Linked DNA regions of Homo sapiens: region 1 is linked to region 2. A link is a loop called in an ENCODE intact Hi-C map of the cell type or tissue named here. Cell type or tissue: Caco-2. All regions are shown on one strand. Each heading gives the region's core, and the rest is flanking DNA. Links, peaks and the distances in the headings are about the cores only.

The links. A loop is a pair of places that touch in the nucleus more often than their neighbours do. Peaks named below come from ENCODE experiments on the same cell type or tissue, not always from the same donor. Only the 100,000 strongest peaks of a DNase experiment are listed, where the experiment ranks them.
Region 1: a loop joins it to region 2, with 5 times the contacts of the local background. A loop is called at or near these places in 2 of 110 quality-filtered maps.

The regions. Positions count from the first base shown.
Region 1 is chr12:24,750,708-24,759,055 of GRCh38, reverse strand. All of the region lies in intron 1 of LOC124902897, which reads right to left. Among named protein-coding and RNA genes, the nearest start is that of BCAT1-AS1, 65 kb to the left of the region's middle. In Caco-2, for the core only: no CTCF peak of the experiment used is centred there; DNase peaks (open chromatin) are centred at 3,615, 4,015 and 6,115; H3K4me3 peaks cover 1,693 bases.
Region 2 is chr12:24,696,104-24,704,451 of GRCh38, reverse strand. All of the region lies in intron 1 of LOC105369698 (a long non-coding RNA gene), which reads left to right. Among named protein-coding and RNA genes, the nearest start is that of LINC00477, 120 kb to the right of the region's middle. In Caco-2, for the core only: no CTCF peak of the experiment used is centred there; no DNase peak of the experiment used is centred there.

The DNA.
Region 1 (8,348 bases), core at 323-8,322, 54 kb before region 2:
TTTGAATTCACCAGATAGCCACTCAATATTTCACTTTTCTTGGAAAGTTACTGCATCAATCATTAAGAGAAGTCATTTGTTACCTACGAAGACTCACAGCCATCATATTATTGGGGATTTCTGAAAGGATAATATGGGATAACTCCAGATCCTTAGTGTCCTTAGAGCCTTAGGAGTTTAAAGGAAACTCAAAAGCATTCTCCAGAGGAATAGGGGTAATGAAAAATTATGCACGAAAAGTTTTTGAAACTAAATAAACACAACCTGGCCTCTCTCACCTCAGCTGCCATATTCTGATAGTTATTTTCCCTTTACAATGCAATAAGAGTAAGGGGATATTTCAGTGAATCACATGCTCTTTCAGTTACATATATTGGAAAAACACACTCTCTTAACATAACTGGTATGTCATTCAGAAGTAAAATATTTAATTTCTGATCCCAAACTGATCACTTCAGCTAGCCATGTGGGTTGGCAGGACAGTTGTGTACATTTGCCAAGATTCCAACTTTTTAACCTCTGCAGTGGAATCATCATTCTACAATGGGAGAACTACATATAGGGTAGAACAGGAAATTGGCATATCAGTTGAGTCTGGACTCGATTTTCCTCTACCCTGTTGTTTTCACCACTTCTATGAGGATAAATATCATCTTGTGTGCTTGCTAGGTATGCAGATTACCAGACTTGTTCCCTGTAAATTTTGGTGCAGAGAGTCTGTTTCACGGCCCAGGAATCCATTTTTACTAAGCACTCCAGGTGTTCATGATCTTTAGGGGACTTTGGGAAACATTGCAAAAATGATTAAGTAAATTGAGTAAAACAGCATTCTTCGACTTACTGTATATTATTAAGCTTTAAATGGAACACTGTAATATAGGGCTTACTGAGCATCAAAATAATGAGGAGATGGTTGGGGTTATACATTTTATAATTTTGCAAGCCATTTTAGTAGAAGGAATGATGGCAATATAAAAGCAACTGTGCCAAATTTTTTTATTGGGTCTCCAGATCATTTTACTAAAGTAAGTACTGCCGATTAGGTTGGGGTAAAAAAATGTGGATCGGGCTATAATATTTTCCTTTCATTACAAAGTGAAACAGATTTATTGGCACTTTGGTTAAGAAAAATAAATTATTTGTTTATTCCAAAGACACCTACTGCCTGCTTATGACAATAAAAGTCATCGTTTGGGTCTATGGCAACTGCTATGTAATCTTTCTCATTGACACTATGTCTCAATATAAGCCATTAAAAATTGAAACTCATTTAAGGTACAAAAATATGCTTTCCAGCAATGGTTTTTAAGCTATTTTTTGTGGCAGCTGAACACTTTTTTTCCAAAACCCGATATAGTTTCCAATATAGAAACAAGTTAGGAGCAGCTATGTTTTCAGCAGCGGCTGCGGAGTAGGGGGAGGGTTGTCTACCGGGTTTTCCCAGCTCTGACCAGATTCGTCAGCTAAATCAGCACCTTCCTAATTTATCAGCCTCTCTGTGGTAGACGAGGAGAGTTCAAGTCTTTAGGATAACAAAAAAGTTGATGTTATATGACAAACGATGTTATGGTAACTCCTGCAACACCTCCAGTAAATGAGCAGGACAGAGTTTGAAAACCTTTGCTTGAGTTTTTCTTCAGAGATGATAGCCTTGGTTCATTCAGCCAACACAGTGCCTACCACATACTAGATACCAATGAAAGTTTTACTGCGAGTATTTTAATAGTATGTTAACACAGTGTCATAGATTTTTCAGAGTTTCTATTCTTTCACAGAGAATTATTATGATCTTAATAAAGCACAGAGGACCTGTGGAGGAAATGGAAGAAAATGTTTCTGCCCAACTGATAAACATGTGCATGCACTTTCAGAATAACGTCCCACCAGTAACAGTGATATCCTAACTTTGTGTGTGGGCAGCCTCTGGTGTGCAGCAAGATGGACTGGGATTAGAAGGCAAGACTGTTTCTGTTTAACTTGCTTTGCGCAGTGCCGTCTGCAGGTGGGCACTCAACAAAAGCTGCCAGTCTTAGCATCCAGAGATGTGGTTGTGATCAGTCATCATATTATTAAATTATTCATCTCATATTAAGTGACCACAATTTCAACATTGGCTTCTCTTGACAGATGTACAATTCATATAGACGATTGGAACTATATTCGGTGCGTGCTGTGATTTCATTTGCAATGCCACTCATAGTGGAAGAAATATGCCACACTTTTTTAAGCAAACAGGCTTCTTTTCACAGTGGACAGAGAATACTGTTAAACAGAGGAAACACAATATCCCTTTTCATAGCAAGAGATCAAATGTCTGCAGAAGAGTTTAATTTATACTTCTCCATGTGCCAGAGCCCAGTCTGAGACATAGCAGCATTTAAGTCCTTTCAATCAGGGCATAGTTTCCACCCTGGATGACTTCATCTCTTTAAAAATAGAATAAATGGAATTCAACATTATACTATGGGTAGGGATTATAGGAAATTAAAAGACATATAGTGCTCAACACACTAAATAATTGTGACATTGAGCTGGGAAAATAGTACTTCTGCAGAAAGTCTTTTCTGGGTATTATTTGTTAAAAAGGTTTTCTCTAGCTTTCTGGGAGAGTAGGAGAAAAGTATTGCAGTGTGGACCAGGAAGTAACTTTTATACTATGTGTGCTCAAAGTTTTTCCTCTTGAAAATATATGTAAGCATTAAGTTAGATCAGAGGTGCAACTTGAGTTCACGGTCCACCAGTCCTGCTGTCCGAGTCTTTCTGGATTCTCTGGTTTTGAAAGATTCTATTGGAGAATCTTTGGTTTTGCTGTGTTGATGATGATATGCTGAAAGTCAGCAATCTGCAGACTGTGCTCATCTGAAGTTTGTTTAGATACAGGTAGAGAGGTTAGGAGGAATCCCGTTTGGCTCAAAGAAGGCTCTGAGGTTAAAATATGATAGCATACTCTACGAACATCCTAAAATGTAAGCATGCAACATGCCCTGAGTTGTTTTTATAAAAACCAGAGTTTGTTTGTTGGTTTATATAGAAATTACCAAGAAGAGGCAAAGCTATGATGTTGAAAAGTAAAAGGGAAGCAAATTGTTCTCTGGAGGATCTTTTCATCACAGCTTACTTGCTGGCTGACTTTTGACATGACTTAAATGGTTATGTACGTGAGGTAATGTGATGTGTGATCCTAATAAATGAATATACACACCAGACCCGCCTGCAAGGGGTATATTACAAATAAGTCTTCTGTTGATGAATGATGAAAATACAATACCTTCATTTTGTTGTGCTCTCTTTACAATCATGTCTGTGGCATTAAATGGTTGCAGTGTTGAGATTTGCTCGCCTTTTAAAAAGAGCTCAGTGAGTAGGCTTTCCCTTTAGGAAGATTACTGTGGGAAAAATGGGGGCTCTGAGAGAGAGCAAGTACAAATCCATTGCAGGTGAGCCAGCACAATTTAATCACATAGTATATATTATAATACATCCCTAGGAATTCATGTTTGGTTTGAATTTGCCTGCCCAATCGGCCATAAGGAGATAGAAATGGCTTACAGTGGTTTCTGGTGCCTTGAGCTGAGTGTATGCTACTTTTCTGTTCACACATACTCAACAAAGGAGGCGGCAGCAGCTGCACAAAAGAGTTCTAGGGAGAGAGATGTACAGGTAGGAGTTTTTAAATCTTGACATCCTGATAAGATTTCAGCATGGCTTCAAAGCTTGTTCAAAAAAAAATGACCTATATTGCCAGTTTTTCTTTTGAAAATCCTAATCTGTTGCTAAAACAGAGCAAACCAAGTTCTCTTTTGTGAACTTGAGTAAACACATTCTTCATCACCATCAAAGATTGTGGCAAGACGAGGGAAGGACTTGCCTTTGTGATTCAAGAGTCCTTGATGAGTATTCTGTGCATATTTGTGGGTACAGTCATATCTTTCAAAGAACAACCCAAACCAAATACTTCTGGTAATCTCCAGGCTTTTAATGTGTGACAAAGCAGGGTAACGGGTTCAGGCATGTGAACTGGAGCCTTCCTGCGCATGTAGCACCAGATCAATAGCCCCACTTGCTCTTCTGGGGCACCTGCTTATGGAAGGAGTTCAAAATATCAGAGAAATAAGCATTACACAAACAGATGGGGAAACTAAAGCAATGAAAAGCTCTTGACCTGGCCAAAGTCAATAAGACTGGTCAATAAAGGAGTGGAGAGCAGAGAACTTAAATTGCTGAGCTCTTTGTTACAATATCATTTACAGAATCTGATGCCTTTGAGTTGGTGCGAAGGGTGACTAGGGTGAGTCTTGAGGTCATAGAGACTAATGTGTTCCACCACAGAGAACGGAGTGCTTCCATTTACCCAAATTACAGTTATTCTTATTCTTTGTGAATGTTTCAAGGAGGAAAAATGAGACTCCGTCTTGTTGGTGGCTTCTATGGTACTCTTAAAATGGGAAGTAAATTGAAAATGGGTTGGTGATGGAAACTGTATTAGTCAGAGTTCCCCAGAGAAACAGAACCAATAGGATACATACACACACACACACACACACACACACACACACACACATACATATATATATATATATATATATATATATATATATATATATATATATATATATATATATAGAGAGAGAGAGAGAGAGAGAGAGAGAGAGAGAGAGAGAGAGAGAAACGTATTTTAAGACTTTGGCTCACACTATTGTGGAGGCTTGGCAAGTCCAAAATCTGCAGTGTAGATCGTCAAGCTGGAGACCCAGGGAAGAAATGATGCAGTTTAAGTGATGAAGGGAGGCAGCTGGCTGAATTTCCTCTTCTTTAGGGGAGGCCAGTCTTTTTCTATTAAGGCCCCCAATGGATTGAATGAGGCCAACTCACATTATGGAGGGTGATCTGCTTTACTGAAAGTCTACTGATTTAAATATTAATCTCATGTAAACAACACTTTCACAGAAACATGTAGAATAATGTTTGGCCAAATACCTGAGTACCATGATTCAGTCAAATTGATACATAAAATTAACCATCATAGAACTCTAACAGGATAAGTATTGAGATGGGAGACCCTCTGCGGATGCTGGGTGCTAGAGACCTGGCCATGCAGGATATAAGCAAATATGTTTTCTGGTGGCAACAGATAATTTTCCTTTTCATTGGTTATGGTGAGAAGTGGCCTGAAAGTCATTTAGAATAAATTTCATACTCACAAGAAACTAATATCATGGAGAAAAAGATGCGCTGGGAAATTTTATCATCAGAGAAGATCACGTACTCTCATATAGCACACAAATAGATATGTAAACCTCTAAGCACTGGCCCAAAACTTGAAGTAAGTCATTTTCAAATGAAAAAAGAAAATTCAAATGAACATTCAAAACATGATCTATAAAGATCTATTAACAAATATATAATTTGCTTCTACTATAATATGGCACATTATCAGGTCCTGATTAATTATTCCCTTTGATAAGGTTGGCAAGGTTTTAAACACTTCTTCAGTCTTATAGATAGAAAGGTCAGCTTTGGAAATCATCCCTTAACAAATCCCATAGGTAGATAAGTGAGAGTATCTCTGTATATATGTTATCTCTGTATTATTTTTATATGAAAAGTACTTCTGCCAAGCCACTAACTCATTGGGTGTGAGTGTAGATAATTACGTGTTAATGTACTTTTCTCTTTTGCCCTTACAGGCGCATATACATATACATGTACAAAGGCATGAGGATAAGAACTCTACTTCTACTGTGATAATATCAGTCAATCAATATTTACTTTTGGGTACCTACTATGCACTAGGCCCTGTGCTAAACTCCAGGAATACAATGAGAAACATGATGTTCACAATTTATCTTCTATACGACTTGGAACTTATATTCTGGTGAAAGAGAGAGATACCAAAAATTAACAGACAAATAAATAAAATAGTTATAATCAGTGCAAATGTTATAAAGTTAAGGGATAGGAGCTTAATGAAGAAAATAAAGAGACCTACTTTAAATAGAGAGATAGGCAAGGAAATTGCTAAGTAGTTAATATTTAGCCTGAAGCTCAGAGGATGACAGCATTCTAGGCAGAGGAAGCAGTCATTTGACAAATTTGCAGGAAGAGGAAAAAACTCGGATACTAGAGTGGTTGGTGCAGAGCCCAGGGGTCATATGAGTTGAAACTGGGAAGGTGAACAGGACCTCACAAATCATTATAAGGGCTTTAGATTTTATTCTGAGAGCTACAGGAAGACACTAAAGTGGTAGAGTGACATTAGACAAAATTTATATTTTAACAAGATAATTATTGCTGCTATATTGAGCGTGGCTTGGTGAGAGGTAAAAATGGAAGATGTGAGATCAACTGAACTTAAAATAGTCCGTGCAATGAGATGAAGGTGAACTAGTGTAAGGTAGTAATGGAAGAAGAGATGAAGGAAAACAATCTCATTCAGATATATTTGGAGGCCAGTCATGGTGCCTCATGCCTGTAATCCCAGCACTTTGGGAAGCCGAGGCAGACAGATCGCTTGTACTCAGGAGTCTGAGACCAGTCTGGGCAAGATGTCAAAACCATGTCTCCACAAAAAAAAAAAAAAAAAAAAAGAAAAAGAAAAATTAGCTGGACATGGTGGCACACACCTGTGGTCCCTGCTACTCAGGAGTCTGAGGTGAGAGGATTATTCGAACCCAGGAGGTTGAGGCTGCAGTGAGCCAAGATCACGCCACTGCACTCTAACCTGGGTGACAAGAGTGAGACCGTGTTCTCAAAAACAAGACAAAACAAAACAAACAAAAGCTATATTTGGAGCTAGATTTGACAATACTTTCTATCGTATGGATATGGGGCAGGAGGAAACAAAAAAACCAGAATGACACTTCTATTTCTCATTTGAGCAACTGAGTGGTTGGTGGTGCCTTTTACTGAGAAGAAGTCTGAGCTTCTGATGGGGAAACAGTTTTGAGGAAAAAAATCAAGAATTTCATGTTGAATTTGTTAAGTTGCAAATGTCTGCAAGATGTCTGATTTAAATAAGCAATATTGTGTATGAGTATGGGGCTTGGAAGTAAGGTCTAAATGGGAAGAAACTTTTTGGGTTATCAGAATTCACATGGTATTTAAACCCATGGGAATGGTGAGATATCTGAGTAAGTGATGCAGAGAAGATAAGAGCCTTTTCATTTCAGCCCTGAGTTAGATTTCAGCTCTAATCCAAATAGATTTGGAGATTCATTACAGGAGAAGCAACTGGCCAAAGAGAATGGGAAGGAACAGCTAGTAAATTTCAAGGAAAATCAAAGTGATGTCTCAAATGCCAAGAAAAGAGGTAATGCCAAGATAATACACAACAAATACTGAGGATAGAGAAATGTCCATTGAATTGACACGGACATCATCACAGGAATAGTGCCCTTCCATTGAAAGTGCTTAGAGCAGAAATCAGATTGCAGAAAATTAAAGTATAAATGGGAGGTGAGCAAATGGAGAGAAATGTACGTAAATCATTCTTTTGAGAGATATAGGGATGGAGGAGAGTAGAAAAATGGAGTGATTGCAGAAAAGAAATGTGATTTCATTTTTAACGGTAAGTCTCAAGTATGTATGTTTTCTGATAACATTGACTTGTGATGCATAAGAAAGTACAACCGAAGGAACCAAGAAGCTACTCTGGAGGTTGAAGTGGAGATAGAATAAGAGCACACATGGATAAACTGAATGGCAGTTTTAGTATGACTCATATGGAAAATATCTATAATAAACATTCTAATATACTTTTCCCTTTCTAACTCAAATCTATTCTAAGCAGATTCTTCAAGGTTTAACAGAATACCTCAACCTGTGAAATAACTTGCTGTCATTGTGGCATAACCTTTCAGAGAAGGAGAGATCATTATTGAGAAGGTAATTCAAGCTATAGTATTTCTTTAAAAGAAAATGTAAATGTCTCTTTAATTTCCTGATTCTTTGCTTCTAAATCTGCAATGTCCAGTTGATCTGCCTCAAGAGGCTTAGATGGCAGCAAAATCTCTCTCACCCTTTGTAAAAATCAGCCCAGTAAAGCTTGTGGCATTCAGGATCTGAGGTTCTCATGATTTCCTGTGCTGATTTTAAAATAACTCTATATTAGACAAAATTTCAATCTCTAAACTCAGCCTCAATTAATGTAACTTTCTTCATTTATATAAAATTGAATTTGAGTCCTCATTTGGACAAAAGGCAAAAGCATATTTTCAGTCAATTCAGGGTCACTTTTACTTGCCTTGGACAGTTGTTATGATCTGGATGAATCGTGTAGTGCCAGGATGTTTGGATGAAAGTGGCACGTGCTCCTCTTCTTTGCAATTTATCCATGTCGTCATCTGCTG
Region 2 (8,348 bases), core at 64-8,063:
CTCTCCTTTTCTCCTCTAGCTTCCACGACATCATCTCTTGGTTTTTCTCTTGTCATCTGACCATTTCCTCTAAATTTAAAGTTCTTCAATCATAGGCTCCTGCTTTTTAAAATGTTCACTTCACCTAAGTTTTCACCTTTGGGCTTCTTCTCTTTTCAATCGACATTCTCCTTGGGCAAACTTTTCCCCTGCTGTTACCTCAGTTACCAAGGGAGAAGGGAAGAGGGGGCAACAAGCATCAAGCACAGCACAATGATTCACTAAGGATAGGAAATATCCAAAAAGACTGTAAGAAGGGGAGTTATTTATGGCCAAATTTTCAGCAAAGTGGTGGGTCAGAAGATCCAGAGATTAAAGAGAGTCGTTTGGGGGAGAAACACAGACTACTTTTAATTTACAGAAATTTGGAAGAGAGAATATGGCAGCCAACTGAAAGAGACTTTTGGTTTTATTTTTAGGATGGGAGATAATTTGAGCGTATTGATTAGCTGAATGCAGGGCCAATAATGAGGTGGGCTGAAAATGAGAGGGTGAGAGAACTGATGGAGTGAAATCCCAGATAAGTTATGGGAAGCCAGGGTCAAGGGGACAGATGGAGGGACAGGCCTTGAACAGCAGAGCACCTCATCCTCTGAGAGTGGACAGAAGAGGTAAGGATGGGTGAATGTAGATCTGTTGATATGTTGGGGGGACATTTGGGCCAATTTATGACAGATTCTTTCCCTTTTATAAGTAAGTAACAAAGCAAGATGTTCTTCAGAAAGTGAGAGAAATCTCACAAATATCAGCCCTCATATTTGAAATGAGAGGAATGAAAGCAAATGCTTTCATTCACTCAATAAGTGAGGTGAAGAGACCATAGCTAAGAACACATCAAGAATTCATGCACAGCACTGAGGAACCAGTTGAAGCTGGAAAAATATATTTGTAGTGGTTCACATCTGCATGGTAATTTTTTCTTCAGTTATGCTTATTTGACTAGATATAGGAGAATAAAATTCACATTATTGATCCAGCATTTTCCTGAGAAGAATTTGGTGCATGGAAGGTACACTAAAAGAGACAGAAATTTAAAAGATTGTGCTAGACCGTTTTTGTATTGCTATAAAGAAACAGTAGAGATTAGGTATTTCAATTAAGAAAAGAGGCTTTATTGGCTCACAGTTCTGCAGGCTACATAGCCATGGTGCCGGCATCTGCTCAGTTTCTCGGGAGGCTCCAGGAAGCTTTTACTCATGGTGGAAGGCAAGGTAGGAGCAGGTACATTACATGGCAAGAGCAGGAGCAAGAGAAGGGGGAAGATGCCACAGAATTTTAAACAACCAGATCCCTCAAGAACTCACTATTGCATTGTGAGGACAGAACCAAGCCATGAAGGATCTACTCCTATGACCCAAACACCTCCTAACAGGCCCACCTCCAACACTGGGGATTCCATTTTAGCATGAGATTTGGGCAGGACAAATATCAAATCCATATCAATGATCAATCACACATCCAAGGAGTAACGACACTAGAGGATTTGAAAAGCACTTACATCCAATGGAATACAGGCATTTAAGCACCTACTTGACAGTTTGGTGAGTTTTACCAATTTTTTTTTTTTTTTTGAGGTAGATTCTTGCTCTGTCACCCAGGCTGGAGTGCAGTGGCACGATCTCTGCTCACTGCAAGCTGCGCCCCTCGGGGTTCACGCCATTCTCCTGCCTCAGCCTCCTGAGTAGCTGGGACTACAGGCACCCGCCACCACGCCCGCCTAATGTTTTTGTATTTTCAATAGAGACAGGGTTCCACAGTGTTTACCAGGATGGTCTCGATCTCCTGACCTCATGATCCACCTGCCTCGGCCTCCCAAAGTGCTGGGATTACAGGCGTGAGCCACCACGCCCAGCCCCAAATATTTATACTAATATAACCTTCACCACAATCAAGGTATGGAACAATTCTATTACTACAAAAAGGTTTTTTTCTTTACATTTAAACACCTATTCATTACTGATAGCCCTCTTCATTCCTTTGTGTAGATTTGTTTCCACATGGTATTATTTTCCTTACACTTAAAAAACTATCTTCAACACTTATGTTTATTTTTATTTATTTTTTTTTTATTTTTGAGATGGAGTCCCACTCTGTCACCCAGGCTGGAGTGCAGTGGTGCGATCTCACCTCACTGCAACCTCCACCTCCCGGGCTCAAGCAATTCTCCTGCCTCAGACTCCCAAGTAGCTGGGATTACAGGCACGTGCCACCATGCCCAGCAAAGTTTTGTATTTTTAGTAGAGACGGGGTTTCGCTATGTTGGCCAGGCTAGTCTTGAACTCCCGACCTCAGTTGATCTGCCCACCTTGGCCTCCCAAAGTGCTGGAATTACAGGCGTGAGCCACTGTGCCTGGCTGAAGAAGCTATTTCGACACAGCTCTTTCAACATGATAAAAAAAAATCATCAAAGTTATAGATTATGATCATTATTTTTTAAATTACCAACAAGAAGAAATAGACATCCTTTCCTCATCCTAAACCTCTTCCTCCCATAATCCTTTTCTGCTGAAGAGTAAGATGCCAGTGGCTTGAAAAACAGGATGGAGATCACAGGCAATGAGGACAACGGTGTAGGACTTAAGAAACATCTGACTGACAAGACAAGTGATATTTGCAAAAAAATTAGTTATTTGTCAATTTTTCTCATTTAAGAAAAGGTCATCAGTTTCTCTAAGCATTTTTTGTTAATTGAGGTATAATTAATATATGATAAAATTCACATTTTTAAAGTGTACAACTAGGTAGTTTTTAGTATTTTCACAAAGTTGTGTAACCACCACCTATAGTTTCTTAATTACAGACAATTTTTATCACTCCAAAAGGAAACACCAAACTCATTAGTATTCATGTCTCATTTCCCCTCCCCGTCCTGGCCCCTGGAAACTACCAATCTACTTTCTATTTCTATGGGTTTGTCTAGTCCGGATTCCTCAGTTAAATAGAATCATATGACATGTGGCCTTTTGCGTCTGTCTTCTTTCATTTGGCATAATGTTTTCAAGGTTCATCCATGTTATAATACATATCAGTACTTCATTCCTTTTTATGGCTGAAAAATATTCTATTGTAGGGATAAACCACATTTTGTTTATTCACTCAATTGATAGACATTTGGGCTGTTTTTACTTTTAAAATTATGAATAATGGTGCTATAAACCTTAATGTACAACTTTCTGTGTGGACATATTTTTATTTATCTTGGGTAGATACCTAGGAGTGGAATTACTGAGTTATATGGTAACTATGTTTAACTTTTTTGAGAAACTGCCAAACTGTTTTCCAAAGTGGCTACATCATTTTATATTCCCACCAGCAATGTATGAGAATTCCAGTTTCTCCACATCCTTGTCAACACTTGTCATTGTCTGTCTCTCTGATTATAGCCATGCTAATGGGTATGAACCTCATTGAGGTTTTCATTTGCATTTCACTAATGAATAATGATGTTGAGCATCTTTTTATTTATTGGTTATTTGTACAACTTCTTTGGAGAAATGTCCATTGAAATCCTTTGTTCCTTTTTAAATTTTTTTTAAATTGTTGAGTTGTGTAAGTACTTTATGTATTCTGGATACCAGTTTCTTATCAGATACATGATTTATAAATACTTTCCCCCATTCTGTGGGTTGTTTTTTCACTTTCTTGATGGTTTACTTTGAAGCACAGAAGTTTTTAATTTTGATGAAGTCTAATTCATCTTTTTTTTCCCTTGTTACCTGTGTTTTTGGTCTTATGTCTAAGAAACAATTGCCTAATCCAAGGTCATAAAGATTTATGCCTATGCTTTCTTCTAAAAGTTGTGTACTTTTAGCTCTTACATTTTGGCCTTTGATTCATTTTGAGTTCATTTTTGTATATGGTGTGATGTATTCTCAAACCATTTTGATTGATCTACATTGCTGTATTTTGAATGATCTTCATCTTAAACACTGATTTCTCTCATAAAATTGTGAAGGTTATATTATTTTACTGTCAGTTAACACATGTGTTTTTCTATCTAATAATCAATATATTTTCCTCTGTCCTTAAAAATATAGAGGACAGCAACTCCGTATTTTTTAAGCTTTCTCTTTTTCCATTTTTCTTTTAGGGCTATGTACTAGATAGTAAGCCTGACCTTGCTATGTTTCTTAGTTCAATTAGGGGAAATGCTCATTTAAATTTTAAATAGCTCTCTTAGTACTCGATTGTAAGACAGATGTGATAATATTTTTAGAACCCAGCTTCAGAAGACAGTTATACACATTTTATTTTCCGGATACAGAGGTTATTTGTATACCTATACAAGTCAAATAATTAAAGTCAAACCTCCTTTAATCGTGGTAGATGAGAAGGATGAATAGACAGGGTCATTAGTGTCTGATTCAGGAAATCCTTGAAGATGTTTAAATGAGTGATTTTAAATTAACTGTTTTACCATAGCTACATAAAAATGGCTTTGTGGAAATAATTTCCTTTAGCAAAAATACTTTTTTCCAAATTTTTTAATAAAGATCTTTTTAAATGACTATTATATTCAATCAAGTGGATGGATATACCATACTGTATTAATTTTTTTTGTTTCAAAATCCTATCCTTTAAGTGGATTCTAAATGGATTTATCATATCCTGTACAATATACCTAACATTTGGGTTAGCTCTAGCCAAGCTTATTGACTAGAGCTATGAAAGTGTTAGTTTTTCTCTTTCTCTTGTGGCCAACTTTTAATGCTCCTTATAATAAGTAACTATTAAATACCCAAAAGATATTCAGTTGTGTTAAAAGAGCCATTTATAAACATTTATTTCTCTAAATGTAAGTTTCTATATAGTTTCATTTAAGTCATTTATATTCTTACTTTCCAGAGTGAATTAACCAAATGAAAAAATTCTATTAAAATTGGCCTTTTAGCCTAAAAGAACAAAAAATGACTTGTGTACTTGGCAAAAGGACAGAGATATTGTTTATCTGGACAAGGCAGCAACCAGTGAATGTAAAATAATGATTTTTTTGAAAACTGCCTCAACATACCATTGAGTATTCTCACACACTTTCTGGTGGGCTCTTCTGTGGCTCTGGTCTTCACACTGGCCTTTGGTCCACAATGCAAATCATAGGTGTTGGGACAGGTCGCTATGTGAAACTATTCCCGTAGAAAGAAAGCAATGCAGCTTCCTAATACAAGGGAAAAAAAGAGCAAAGAAATACTTAAGCTCTCAACTTAAAATATGCAAGACATTTGCTTATTTGCTTTGTCAATATTAGAGAATTTCTTGTTACAGGATATTAGCTGAGGTTGAGAGGCCTTAAAAGTCCCAAGTAAGATATTAAAAACAGTTAACATTTAAGAATCATTGAGAGTCCTTTTCCCTATTTTTTAAGGCATATGCTAATCATCAGTTGAAATCAGGTATTTCCTCTCATGGAGTACTATTCCATAGTTAAGTAAAAGATAGGGTTTCCTTTGAAGTATCTGATCACTGCTTGTTGTAGGGGAACTGACAAGGAAGGGCATTCATTATGTTTTTTTAACCATATAGAAACTTGATTTAACAGTTTATAAGGATGACATTTATTTTAAGCTATTGCATTGAATATAATATTTCCCTAGGACTGTATTTTCATTTACTCTTAGTATATTACCCATTATTTTATTTAGTCATGAAACTCACTTATTTAATTCAAATGCTTTCATTTGCTCAATAAGTTTGCTCAGTAAGAATTAATTGAGTAGTAACCAGCACCAGGCACTGGGATCCATAACACTCTCCAGGAGAGAGACCAGTGGGTTATTTTTGGGCTTAATATGCTAATGGGTTGGGGGTACAAGGAGCCACTGTATTCAAAACAGAATTGTGTGTTGCTTCTTGAGGCAGGGAGGATACTGTATGTATCTTTGTATCTCCAGTTATATTTTAGGCACCCAAGTACATTTTTTTGAATTGAATTGAGTAGAATCATATAGTGTTTGTCTTGGAAATGTATATCAAAGATCATTTAGTGTCTAGTCTAAGAGGTTCGTAGAAGTGTCCAGAGATTGCCAAAAGGCGGGATGAGAAGGCAGATTTCTAAGAGTCCCCAACTTATATTTTAATTAGTATAGCCTCCATTTTATTTACTAGGCACCTGTATAACATTTTGGTTTTTATTAAGATGTATCTACTACTAAAGAAATTTAGAAAACCACTGATAATTCAATTGCCTCATTTTACATTAAAATTTCTGTAATTTTACAAATAAGGCAAATCTATTTTTCAGCATACTGTATCAGTTACACATTATTTAATCTTTTAAACAACAGATATAGTTCAGATCACGTCCTCTGCCCTTAATTCCTTTTTTTTTTTTTTTGGTAGCTGTTTAAAAAAGAAATGGGGGAGTGTGACAGCCTAAAAATAATTTTCTCAAGAAATGATGAAGCAATAGAGTACAAAAGCCTTTGAAGATCTCTAGCAAGCTATGTCAGTGTCTGTAATGTGAAACTGCTTGAGGTCTCTTCAATGCTGTGTGCCCTCACACTGTGAATGAATTCATTAAAACAATGCAGAATTCATCTGGGGCAAAAAAATAAGGAAACTAATTTTTACATGGCTACGGAGTGAGGATAAGATTCTCTCTTAATTTCCTTGGCCTAATGGAGAACACATACATATGCTATCAGCTCATCTCTATCATTAAAAATAAGTTAGAAATGAGAACATGCACAATCATATCAAGGCTTGTCGATTTAAAAAATCCACCCAAGAAAGATGTTTTGGAGATTACTGAGACTCTCAGCTCCCATCAAAGGTGAAAGGAGATTCAGAGAGCAAAGCATCAGTTAATGTTGAGATCTTTATTATAAAGCAAAGCAAAATTGCCTCCTGCAGGTAACTTGGTGTTGATACCTGCAGAAAGAGAGTGCTTCCAGATGACTGATCTGATCGTGTGTCATACACTTAAACCTAGGTAGTCCAGGCTTAAGTCAACAAGACTGATTGAAAACTTTGAGGGCCATGAAATGACGACACTGTCATGAAAGATGTGTCTCTTTGCAAGCAGAAAATTACAGAAAGCACTAAAAATAAGCATTTTTTTTTCCTACAACTGAGATTGTGGAACTTTTTTAACTCCAGAGAATGGAATGCAACTCTCTGGTGGACTTTTGTCTTCTATTTTCAAAAGCGTTTCTTACAGCTGAAAATTTCAAAGGCACAGTTGAGACTAAATGTTATTTACAAATTCCAGAAGTCTACGAACTTCCTTTTCTTCATAAAATGGTCATATCAACCCCAGCTGAATATTTTGAGTTCATGTGTCTATCAAAAATGTAGTGAACTAAATGCCTACGAAGTCAGCTGAGGCCACATGATTACTGAAAAACACGATACAAAAAGTGAAGAAATGAAGGCAGTCCTCATGGTCCCTTGCGCAGTGGCAGGCCTATCACACCATTTTAGTGTTTAAATGCCAACATGATGAAGCAGCTAAAAGCAAAGGTCATTAGTCTTCCGTGGATATGAGAAAAATGGCTATAAAAGTAGCAAGGAAGGAGTAGACAGGCAGTGAGCGAAAGCACAGCAGGTTGCAAAAGTAGAGTTAGAGAGTAGTTAAGGCAAGATGGGGAGAGGTTGAGAGGGTGGAGAATGGATGCCTGGCCAACGACAGAGAAGTAGAGTCACAAAAATAAGGGATCAGCATATAGAAGCCACCAAACATTTACTGAAATGGAATTGAGTAACATTAGTAATAGGTAGTAGGAGACAGAGATGAGTTGGTGTAGACCCTTTCTTTCCTTTTTCTGCATTCCATCACAGTAAAAAGTAAAATGATATGATTAAATTGTTTTTCTAATGAAAAAGAAATGACCACTCATGACAGCTCTTTGCTGAGTGTCTAAAATGCGTGCTATACGTATCTTGGTAACAAAGTATATTTTGTCCTTATCCCTTAAATATGTTATAATTCTAGTTGTACTTATTACATAAATTCCCTAAGGGACAATTCACCTTTGGTTGCAGAGATGTAATCTTTGTATTTCTTATAACAATTTTTCTGAGTTTTATTTTGTGACCTTTTCTCAGATGACCATTTTGAAAAATAAATTTTTGATTTTTTGTCAATGTGAAATACTTGGTGTACTCTAAAAAGACACATAGGCTTATAACAAAGCTTAAATAAAACCAAGCAAAATGTTACTACTATGCTCTTTCAAACTCTGCTTTCTACAACGGCAACCACTTTCAACAGAGGCTTTATCTCTCTATTTCCAGATACTGTGTCTGTATGACAGTGCACTTCTCTTACACACCCCCCCCCCACACACATTTCCCTAGAATGGTAACGGGCA